2 separate regions of the Homo sapiens genome follow, and region 1 is linked to region 2. A link is a contact called in ENCODE Hi-C or POLR2A ChIA-PET data. All regions are on one chromosome and are shown on one strand. The core of a region is the stretch at or near the end of the contact, and the rest is flanking DNA. Distances in the headings are between cores, read along the strand shown. Region 1 holds the start of ICA1L (islet cell autoantigen 1 like). Region 2 overlaps FAM117B (family with sequence similarity 117 member B).

Region 1 (4,574 bases), core at 1,362-3,861, 120 kb before region 2:
TATACAATGGAGGAAAACCCCTTTTTTCCCCTTAGTATAAGTGTATTATATGTTGATAGAAAGGATAGAAAGTTAAATAACAGTTCAGTAAATGTACTTCTAAATGAAATTTAAAAGTACTTTAAAGGTGTTAAATTATTTCACTTTCTAAAGAGGTTTTATGCAACACTAAAATGTAATGACTGAGCTGCCTCCTTTTGTTAAGAGACTAGTGCAAGTAGAGTCTTGCTCTGTCGCCCAGGCTGGAGTTTAGTGGCACAATCCCGGCTTGCAACTTCTGCCTCCTGGGTTCAAGTGATTGTCGTGCCTCAGCCTCCCAAGTAGCTGGGATTACAGGTGCACGCCACCACATGGGGCTAATTTTTGAATTTTTAGTAGAAACAGGGTTTCACCATGTTGGCCAGGCTGTTCTCAAACTCCTGACCACAAGTGCTCCGCTTGCCTCAGTCTCCCAAAGTGCTGGGATTATAGGCTTGAACTACCACGCTCTTCCTAGTGCAAGCCATTTAAACATTGTATCCAACAGCTAAAGAAAGAATTCATTCCACAGGCATTTATGAAATATGAGAGACTTGACTCCTGTCCAGGAGAAGCATCAGCAGCTAGCTCTACATTATTTTCTGATACTATTCCTACACTGTGCCACCGTGTTTCCTTAGCGACTTGTGAAGAAAAAGTGATTATATGAAGTGTAAATACTACACTTCATTAATGGCTTGGAGATACTGTGTATCTTTCTGTAATTTTACCCAGTTAAGTGAATAAAAGCAACAGGCCCGGCCGGTAGCCATTATTCTGACTTCCAGGTGTGTTCCTTGGAGGACTTTAGTCGGCCTCAGATTGAGCTGAAGAAGATATTAGTTTACTGTTCTCTTGACTTAAAACTTCATCTTGTTGGAACAAACATTTTCTAAAATACCCCAAGAACTTTACTATGGGGCATAGTAACATTTGAAAGTCATTTCGCTTGCCACTTTATTTATTCCTTGGTGAGAAAGATAATCTGTTCTTTTCAGATATTTTATAATGTATCCTTCAGTTGTGAATTAGCTATCTTTGTTTCATTTCGTTCATTGATGGATTCAACATTCATTCAGGACCTAGTTTGTATTAGGCACTGTGCTAGGTGCTAAGGCTGCAGAAATGCGTAAGGGAGGAGCAGCTTTGAAGCAGCTCGGCACCTAATGGGGAAGACAGGCAGGTAGATCGTTACAGCCAGAGAGCAGTATGCCCCTTAGGAGAAATGCCTCATTTGGTAAGATTCAGGAAAGCCATCCCAAGGAAATAGGTCAATCACTCATGTTTGCCAAACGCTAATTTTTACCCTTCTGAGGAAAGCTGTAGACTCCTCAAAAAAACAAACAAAATTTTGCACATAATCTCAGGTATTTGCCTATTCCTTGAAATCCAAATATCTCAGGGTAAAAGTCTAAAGACATTTAATGTTTTCAGTCCAAATTAACCCTCTGTAGCTTGCCACTTTTCCTATTCTAAAAGTATAATTTCCAGGTTAAGGTGAGTATTTTGTACTGTTAATATTCCAGAACCTCGGCCGGGCGCGGTGGCTCATGCCTGTAATCTCAGCACTTTGGGAGGCCGAGGCGGGCGGATCACGAGGTCAGGAGATCGAGACCATCCTGGCTAACACGGTGAAACCCCGACTCTACTAAAAATACAAAAAACTTAGCCAGGCGTGGTGGCAGGCGCCTGTAGTCCCAGCTATTCGGGAGGCTGAGGCAGGAGAATGGCGTGAACCCGGGAGGCGGAGCTTGCAGTGAGCCGAGATCGCGCCACTGTACTCCGGCCTGGGCGACAGAGCGAGACTCCGTCTCAAATAAAATAAAATAAAATAAATTCTAGACTCACCCCATCTTTGTCATCATACAGATTTTAATTATCACCTCGAGTGTTAACCTTTTAATTCTTTGCTAGCCTATGTGTCGCAGTTGTAATTAATAATTCGTATTCTGCTGTTTTAGGAAAGTTCTTTTAAGTTTTGGAGTCACCTTTAAAAAGAATGAAGTTTGAATTTATTAAATTATCTCCTACTAGTAGTAAATAGTTTTGCCTTCCTTTTTGTTTTTTTCCTGAGACTTTCAGGATCCGGTTTTACCTTTTACTCTTGAAGATTCATCATAAACATTATGGATATGGATATGTGCATTTGAGATTGGTTATGAACGGTTGTTAACTTAGACCTCTTTAAACCTTTAACACGGGAGTTAAATACAGCGGGCGAACGCTTTCCGCCTAAGGAGCACTGGTGCTAAGGGGCCGCCCCAGAAGGCCCGGCAGGTCCGGGGGTGGGGGTGCTCGGAGGGAGCCGGGAGGGCCCCGGGCCAATGCCTTCCACTTCCCCACGCCTCAGAGAGCTCACACTCAGCTCCTCGTAATGTTCTGACCGGTTTGGTGTTTGTCATTTCACTTTATTAAGTAAAGAGGAAATCGGGAAAGGAGGAATAGAGAGGGTCCCCGAGTTCATTCAAGAGCAGACCGAGAGATGCTCCGATCCCGAGTCGGGCCGGTGGCGGGGTCAGGCCGGCGCCCGAGGGGGGCGAACGCGGACGCCAGGTCGCGCGGTTTAAATCTCCCGCCTCCCGCAGCGGGAGCCTGACACCTCCACGCACTGGTGCGGAGGGGCACTGGCTGCCGGAGGGCCGGGAGTCGGCGCGGGGCTCGCGGGCGGTGGCCGGAACGGGTGCCGGGACGGATCACCGTACGGCCGAACGCGACCCGAGGAGGCGGAAGAGCGGCGCCGGTAAGCTTCTGCTGCCTCCTGTCCGCCCCTATTCCCCCTCAGGCGGCGGTCAGGCCCGGAGACCAAATCCCGGGTTCCCATGGCGACGCCGGGAGGCGGGGGCGCGGCGGGAGGCTCCGGCCACACGCGCGCGCGCGCGGCTTCTCGGGGCCTTGCTGGCCTCCTCGGTTCTCTGGGGGACCCCGGCCGCTGCCTGCGGCCTTCTTCCAGGCGAGGCCCTGCTCGGGGTTCTTCCGGCCTCCCCCCAGGCAAAACCCGCAAGGAGCGGTTTCTGGCGTGGCTGGGTCCCCTGCGGCGGAAGGGCGCCTCCCGGCCACGCTCGCTGTAGTGAAGGAGCGCGGCAGCCTGGGGCTCGTTTGGGTGATTTCCCTCGGCGGTGGAGGTCGCTCCTAATAGAGGCGGCGGCGGATCACCCGAACAGCCTTCAGGTGCTTCCCTGCTGACCTCTTTTTAACGTGGTGCTTATTTTTATTTCGCTATTATTTTGTAATGGGAATGTCTTCCTTAGAAACTAATTGGCAACCGATGGATAAAAACAAAACATAGTAAATGTGCAGTTTGAGCTGAACTGCAGAATGCACGGGCCCGCGAGGGGCTCCGCGCACAGATCCTGCTCCTTAGGCCGGCAACCCGACCCCACGGCACAGATATGGCTCCTGGAAACGCGCGTCAGCTGGTCAGGTGCCCAGGTGATGTCAGTGGTCAGATACCTGATGCTCTAAGGAAGACGGAGAGGGGAAAGCGGGGAGTCCATCCTGGCAGCTCACCCGCGATGCTGGGGCGTTGCCAGTAGAGGGGGTGGAATCATTTTTCGTGTAATAGATGATCTTGATGCACACAGCATAAAAGCTGTTATAAACTATGGGTCTCTGTAAAATAGATTGTTGGGAAGGTAACATTTTTCCATGGTTTTGATTTTTCCCAAAAGTATTTATGTATTGATTTATTTGGTTCTGACTCAGGCGACGTACTGTAAGACGATATTACTTTAATCATCTTCACATCAGTATTTATGGAATAGCCACAGGTGCCTCATCCTTTAGTAGGAGTTAATTATACATTTACTGGCCGAGTAAACATCTCCGAATGGTATGTATGTATTTTTATGTGACCAAAATTTTAAATCGTTTAGTATTTGTTATCTGTGCCTATCATACCCAGTATTCTTTGAAATCTCTTTATTTAATAGTTCAAAATGATTGTTTATCTAGTCGTTGAAACAGCTATGTGGAAGGCAGTGTTCTAATTACCAGTTTAATTTTAGAGTTAGAAGGGTGCTCAGAGATCAGCCAGTCCAAAGAGGAAAAATTGCAAATATGAGAACTGGTGGAAAAAGTAGGATGCCATATTTTTATTATAAATATCATAAAAATATAAAACAAAGTTTATACCAGTTATGGAACTAGGACCAGATATCAAAATATTAGATACAAAATAGATAATATACTGTCTTGTTCTACTATACTGCCAAACTTGGTGATTTCATTGTGTGATTCTATATTTACATTTTTTCTGTACTTTTATACTTTAGCTTTTTCAGTACTCACTGCGCTTCCTTTAAAATTTTATTCTTTTTATATTCTTTAACAACAACAGATGGGATATGTGAGTTTTAAATATATCTGTAACTGGAAAGATTTCCTCGTTCGAAGTAGATTTTGTTATTTAATAATATTCTTATTACCCTCTTCCATTTTGTCTATTTTTCATTCATCACTTAAGTTTTGTGTTTTTTTCGGAAATCAAAATTTTCAAACTTGTACTTGGATCCAGTATTCACCATTAAAATTTAGTCACCTTCTATGTATCTCATTAT
Region 2 (4,913 bases), core at 804-3,303:
TAAAATATGAAACAAGCATTAACAGAGGTATCCGCCAAAGCTAGTAACATCAGTGTGCCAGATAAACATCTTGCAGATTCTTCTGCTGTCTAGCAAAGAAATGTGATTAACCTATCCTTCATTTAGGAAAGTTTCTTTGGAAAACCTCTTTCAGGAAGAGGTGGGCAAGAAGACAAAGGTAACAGACAAAGACAAAGGAAGACAAAGGTAACACTGATTAGAAATGATTCTAATCAATGACCATCAGTTTTATTCCCTGATAATCTTGCTGTCTGATACAGAACTTAGTGTTAAATCTCTATTTCTCCTTTTATTCCTGCTCCCCTTCAGAACTGGAAAAAAAAAAAAAAAAGAAAAAGCATAATAAATACAACAAGAATCCTTGGCAAACACAAGAAATCTGTGATTAAAAAAGGCCAAGGGGAAGCTCCACGCAGAAGTGCTGAGAGAGGATGTCTCCACTGCTCAGTTAGTGTTGGGTCCTCATATGTAACACAGGACACAGAAACCTACCTCATGGCTTTAAAGATGAAATGACAGGAAACCTGGTATGGTGCCTGGCGTCTAAAGCATGAATGCTCAGAAAACAGTAGCTGCAATTTTTATTTTGTATTTTCCCTATTATGTATTTTATTCTTAAAATAATTATCTTTTCACATTTTTTTCAAGTGTCACTTATTTTCTTTCACATATAGTGTCTCCTAATTTTTCCCTTTTTATAAGTCCCTCTGTTCCCACATTCCCCACAGCCTCAAGCTTCTGTATTACTTATTCCCTTTACTTCCATCTCTTCTTTCTGATCCCTTTTCCATTCTCAGCATCCACTACCAAAGGAAAGAAAATTTTAAGTTTGGGTGTTCTATAAGTGTTTTATAGAGAAAATTTATATAATTTTTAAAAATTCAACTTATATTTTTGAGCCACTCTCCATAGCTCAGATCTTTGGTGCACAGATATACAATTGTCAAAACCTATTTTTTTTTTTTTTTTTTTTTTTGAGATGGAGTCTCGGTCTGTCTCCTAGGCTGGAGTGCAGTGGTGCAATCTCAGCTCACTGCAACCACAGCCTCCCGGGTTCAAGTGATTCTTGTGCCTCAGCCTCCCGAGTAGCTGGGATTACAGGCACCCGCGACAACGCCCAGCTAAATTTTTGTATATTTAGTAGAGATGATGAGGTTTCGCAACGTTGGCCTGGCTGGTCTCAAATTCCTGACCTCAGGTGATCCACCACCTGGACCTCCCAAAGTGCTGGGATTACAGGCGTGAGCCACTGTGTCCAGCCTCAAAACTATTTTTTTGAGGAAGATCTTAGCCATATCCATAGATCTATTCTCTTAGTCTAGTTCATTTGATGTGAACACTTGTCCTGGTTAGACCCTTTCAGCTTTCATAAGCGGTGACAACTCTATATACAGTTTAGTGGGTGGCTAAAGCACAATCAATGTCATAAATCAAGTACTGGTCAGACAATAAAACTTTAAGTCACTAACACTCCATAGGTATAAAAACTCAAATTTCTGATGTAACCTGCAGTAGTCAGCTGAGCTATAAACTTCAAGTAACACAGAGTGATCTGTAAAGAATGATGCAATTTTTAGGTGAATTGTAAAATAATTTTGCAAATTTGCAAACAGAAAATTATGGGACTAAAGCTTATCTATATGTCTTCAAGGGTTTAGCCCTTATATTTTTTGATTTTCCCTTTCCTCAAATATAAACATAAATTCTATGTTTATAGAATAAATTCTATAATTTCTCTCTAGAAACCTACACACCTAATTTCTCAACATTTTCTGTTCTACCTACTGGAACAAAAGTTTCATATACGCCAGATATTTCACAAAAGCAGGAAGTGAAAAGAACATTCTTCCTTTGCCCCTTCATGTTTATTCAACCAAAAGCCAATGCATGCGTATAAAACAGACACACACACAGATTTATATTTCACCCAGAAAAAAAGACTATTTCCCCAAAATATCAGAAGCAAGCTACACCTGGGAACAGAGGTGGTATTTTTTTCTTTTGGATTATTTTTCTACAATTAACCTGAGGAGAGAAACTATGTCTTATTAATCTCTTTAGTGCCACTGCCAAGCACAGAGCCTAGAACATATAAGATGCTTGTTCAACAAGGCTGGTATATGGATGTGTGTGTCCCCCCAAAATCATATGTTGAAGCCCTAACTGCCAATGTGGCTGTATTTGGACATGGGGCATCTAAGGCAGTAGTTGAGTTTTGTTTTGTTGTTGTTGTTTGAGACAGGGTCTCACCTTGTTGCCCAGGCTGGAGTGCAGTGGCATGATCTTGGCTCACTACAACCTCTGCCTCCTGGCCTCAGGCGATCCTCCCACCTCAGCCTCCCGAGTAGCTGGGATTACAGGCACATGCCACCATGCCTGGCTAATTTTTGTACTTTTTTGGTAGAGACAGGGTTTTACCATGTTGCCCAGGCTGGCCTCAAACTCCTGGGCTCAAGCAATCAGACAGCCTCAGCCTCTCAAAGTGCTGACATTACAAACATGAGCCACTGTGCCCACTCAGCAGTAAAGTTTAAATTAGGTCATATGGGGGAGGCAGCCCCGGTCCAAGAGGACACCAGAGAGTCACCTCCCATTCCCATGCACACGAAGAGCTCATATAAGCACACAGCAAGAAGGGAGCTGTCTGCAACCCAAGGGGAGAACCCTCAACCAAATACCAACCCTGCTGGCACCTTGATCTTGCACTTAAGAGTCTCCAGAACTGGAAGATAAATTTCTGTTGTGTAAAGTCACGTAGTCTATGCATAATATTTTGTTATGGCTGCCTGAAGAGACTAATACACTCACCTTTAATTTTTTTTATTTCTACAGTTTTCAATAGACTTAAGAACATACTTAAACATAAGCCAGAGATATAGTGATCCAGAGAACTTGAATATGTCCATAAAAAGTCTGCCCTGAGAAACTATTTTTAACTTCATTGTTTACTCTTTTTTTATTTAAATAATTTTAAAAATATAATTAGAGATAGGGTCTCACTATGTTGCCCGGGCTGGTCTCAAACTCCTGGCCTCAAGTGATCCTCCCAGCCTTGACCTCCCAAAGTACAGGGATTACAAGCATGAGTCACTGTGCCTGGACTGCCATTGTTTTCTTTATTGCAAAAGTAAAAAAAATATTCAGTGAAGAAAGAAAATTAAATACATGTCAATCACCAGAGATAACAACTATTAATAATTTTATAAAAACTCTTCTATCTAGTCCTTTTTCTTCTATATACATATACACTTTTAACCAGAAACAGATCGTACCTAGTGTTCTGAACCCAGTGGTTTTTTTTTTTTAACATTATACCAGACCTGTAACCTATCTCTATGCTTTAAAACGTTTAACCAAATCATTTTTATAGTTGCATAATTTTTTTATGAGGGCATTACTTAAGAAATCAATGCTCTATTAAACAAATAGTTTTCAATTTTTCACTATTACAGAACCATACTGTCATGCACATCCTCCTAGACAATTATTTGCACACATATGTAAATACTTCCTTAGAATAAATTCCTGGGGTGAGGAGCTATTTTCCTGGGGGGACATAAAGGATAGTAAAGATTTTTCAGGACTTTGATTCATAATGCCAAACCAAATAGTAAAATATTTTTACTCCTCACATTTTTATCTGCACTCTATGAATATATATGTTTCATGAAACTCTCTAAATTGGATTTATTTTTTCTAAACCTTTGCTAAGTTTCATAAACTACCAGTGCTCTCATTCCTTCAGTTTTTATATTGTAGAATACACAATGAAATACTCATCAGTTATGTATACACATGTACACGCACACACACAACCACATTTTTCTTTATTCATTCAACTGTTGATGGGCACTTAGGTTGATTCCATACAATGGCTACCGAGAGTGGCTACGATAAACATGTGAGCGCAGGGTATCCCTTTGATATGTTAATTTTTGTCTTTTTGATAACAGCCATTCTAACAGGGGTGAGGTGATATCTCATTATGGATTTGGATTTGATTTGCATTTCCCTGATGACTAGTAAAGATGAACTTTTTAAAATATATATTTGTTGGCCATTTAATCTATGTCTTTTTTTGAGAAATGTCTAGTCAGACATTTAATCTGTCTCTTCTAAGAAATGTCTAGTCAGATTGCCCATTTTTTAATGGGATTCTTTGTTGTTGTTGTTTTTTGCTATTGAGTTCCTTGAAGATTCTCGATGTTAGTTCCTTGTTGGATGAATAGTTTGCAAATATTTTCCTCCATTCAACAGGTTTTCTCTTCACTCTGTTGTTTCCTTTGCTGTACAGAAGCTTTTAAATTTAATATAGTCTCATTTGTATATATTTTTTTGTTACCTAGGCTTTTGTAGTCCTAGCCATAAAATCTTTGCCTAGACCAATGTGCTGAAACATTTCCCCTATGTTTTCTTCCAGGAGTTTTGTAGTTTTGGGTCTTACCTTTAAGGCTTTAATCCATTTTAGGTCGATTTTTATATGTGGTAAGAGATAATGGTCTACTTTCATCCTTCTGCATAAATCAGTTTTCCCAGCACTATTTATTGAAGATGTTCTTTCCTCCAGTGTATGTTCTTAGCACTTCTGTGAAAAATCAGCTGGCTGAAATGCATGAATTTATTTCTGGGTTCTTTATTCTGTTCCGTGGATCCATGCTGTTTGGATGACTATAGCTTTGTGTAATATATTTTGAAGTCAGGTAGTATGATGCCTCTAGCTTTGTTCTTTTTGCTTTGTATGGCTCTATTTGGGGACTTTTGTGGTTCCATTCAAATCTTAGGATTGTTTCTTCTATTTCTGTGAAGAATGTCATTGGTACTTTAACATAAACAATTAATATTTTAATTGCAATCAATCTATAGATTGCTTTGGATAGTATGGTCATTTTAAC

Evidence for each region. Hi-C counts contacts between places; a loop is a spot of excess contacts on that map. ChIA-PET counts read pairs that join two places held with the same protein, here RNA polymerase II (POLR2A). Pooled maps may share reads with other maps.
Region 1: a loop to region 2 is called in a map of MCF 10A, with 2.3 times the contacts of the local background. The contact joins the promoter of ICA1L here to the enhancer-like site in region 2. A Hi-C loop is called at or near these places in 1 of 168 maps with a recorded cell type or tissue (MCF 10A) and 6 of 50 pooled maps. POLR2A ChIA-PET finds 5 or more read pairs at or near these places in 4 of 52 experiments (Caco-2, H1, activated B cell and 1 more).

The regions. Positions count from the first base shown.
Region 1 is chr2:202,869,803-202,874,376 of GRCh38, reverse strand. ICA1L (islet cell autoantigen 1 like) reads left to right here and starts at 2,611. Exons shown (of 13, transcript NM_001288622.3): 1 at 2,611-2,758. WDR12 (WD repeat domain 12) reads left to right here. Exons shown (of 13, transcript NM_018256.4): 13 at 1-116. RefSeq lists silencers at 2,299-2,428, 2,489-2,538, 2,579-3,068.
Region 2 is chr2:202,747,856-202,752,768 of GRCh38, reverse strand. The region is part of intron 4 of FAM117B (family with sequence similarity 117 member B); the gene reads right to left. Among named protein-coding and RNA genes, the nearest start is that of FAM117B, 120 kb to the right of the region's middle. Within about 2 kb of position 2,053, at least 2 of the 41 ENCODE cell types and tissues checked have a DNase peak (open chromatin) inside an H3K27ac peak, as active enhancers do.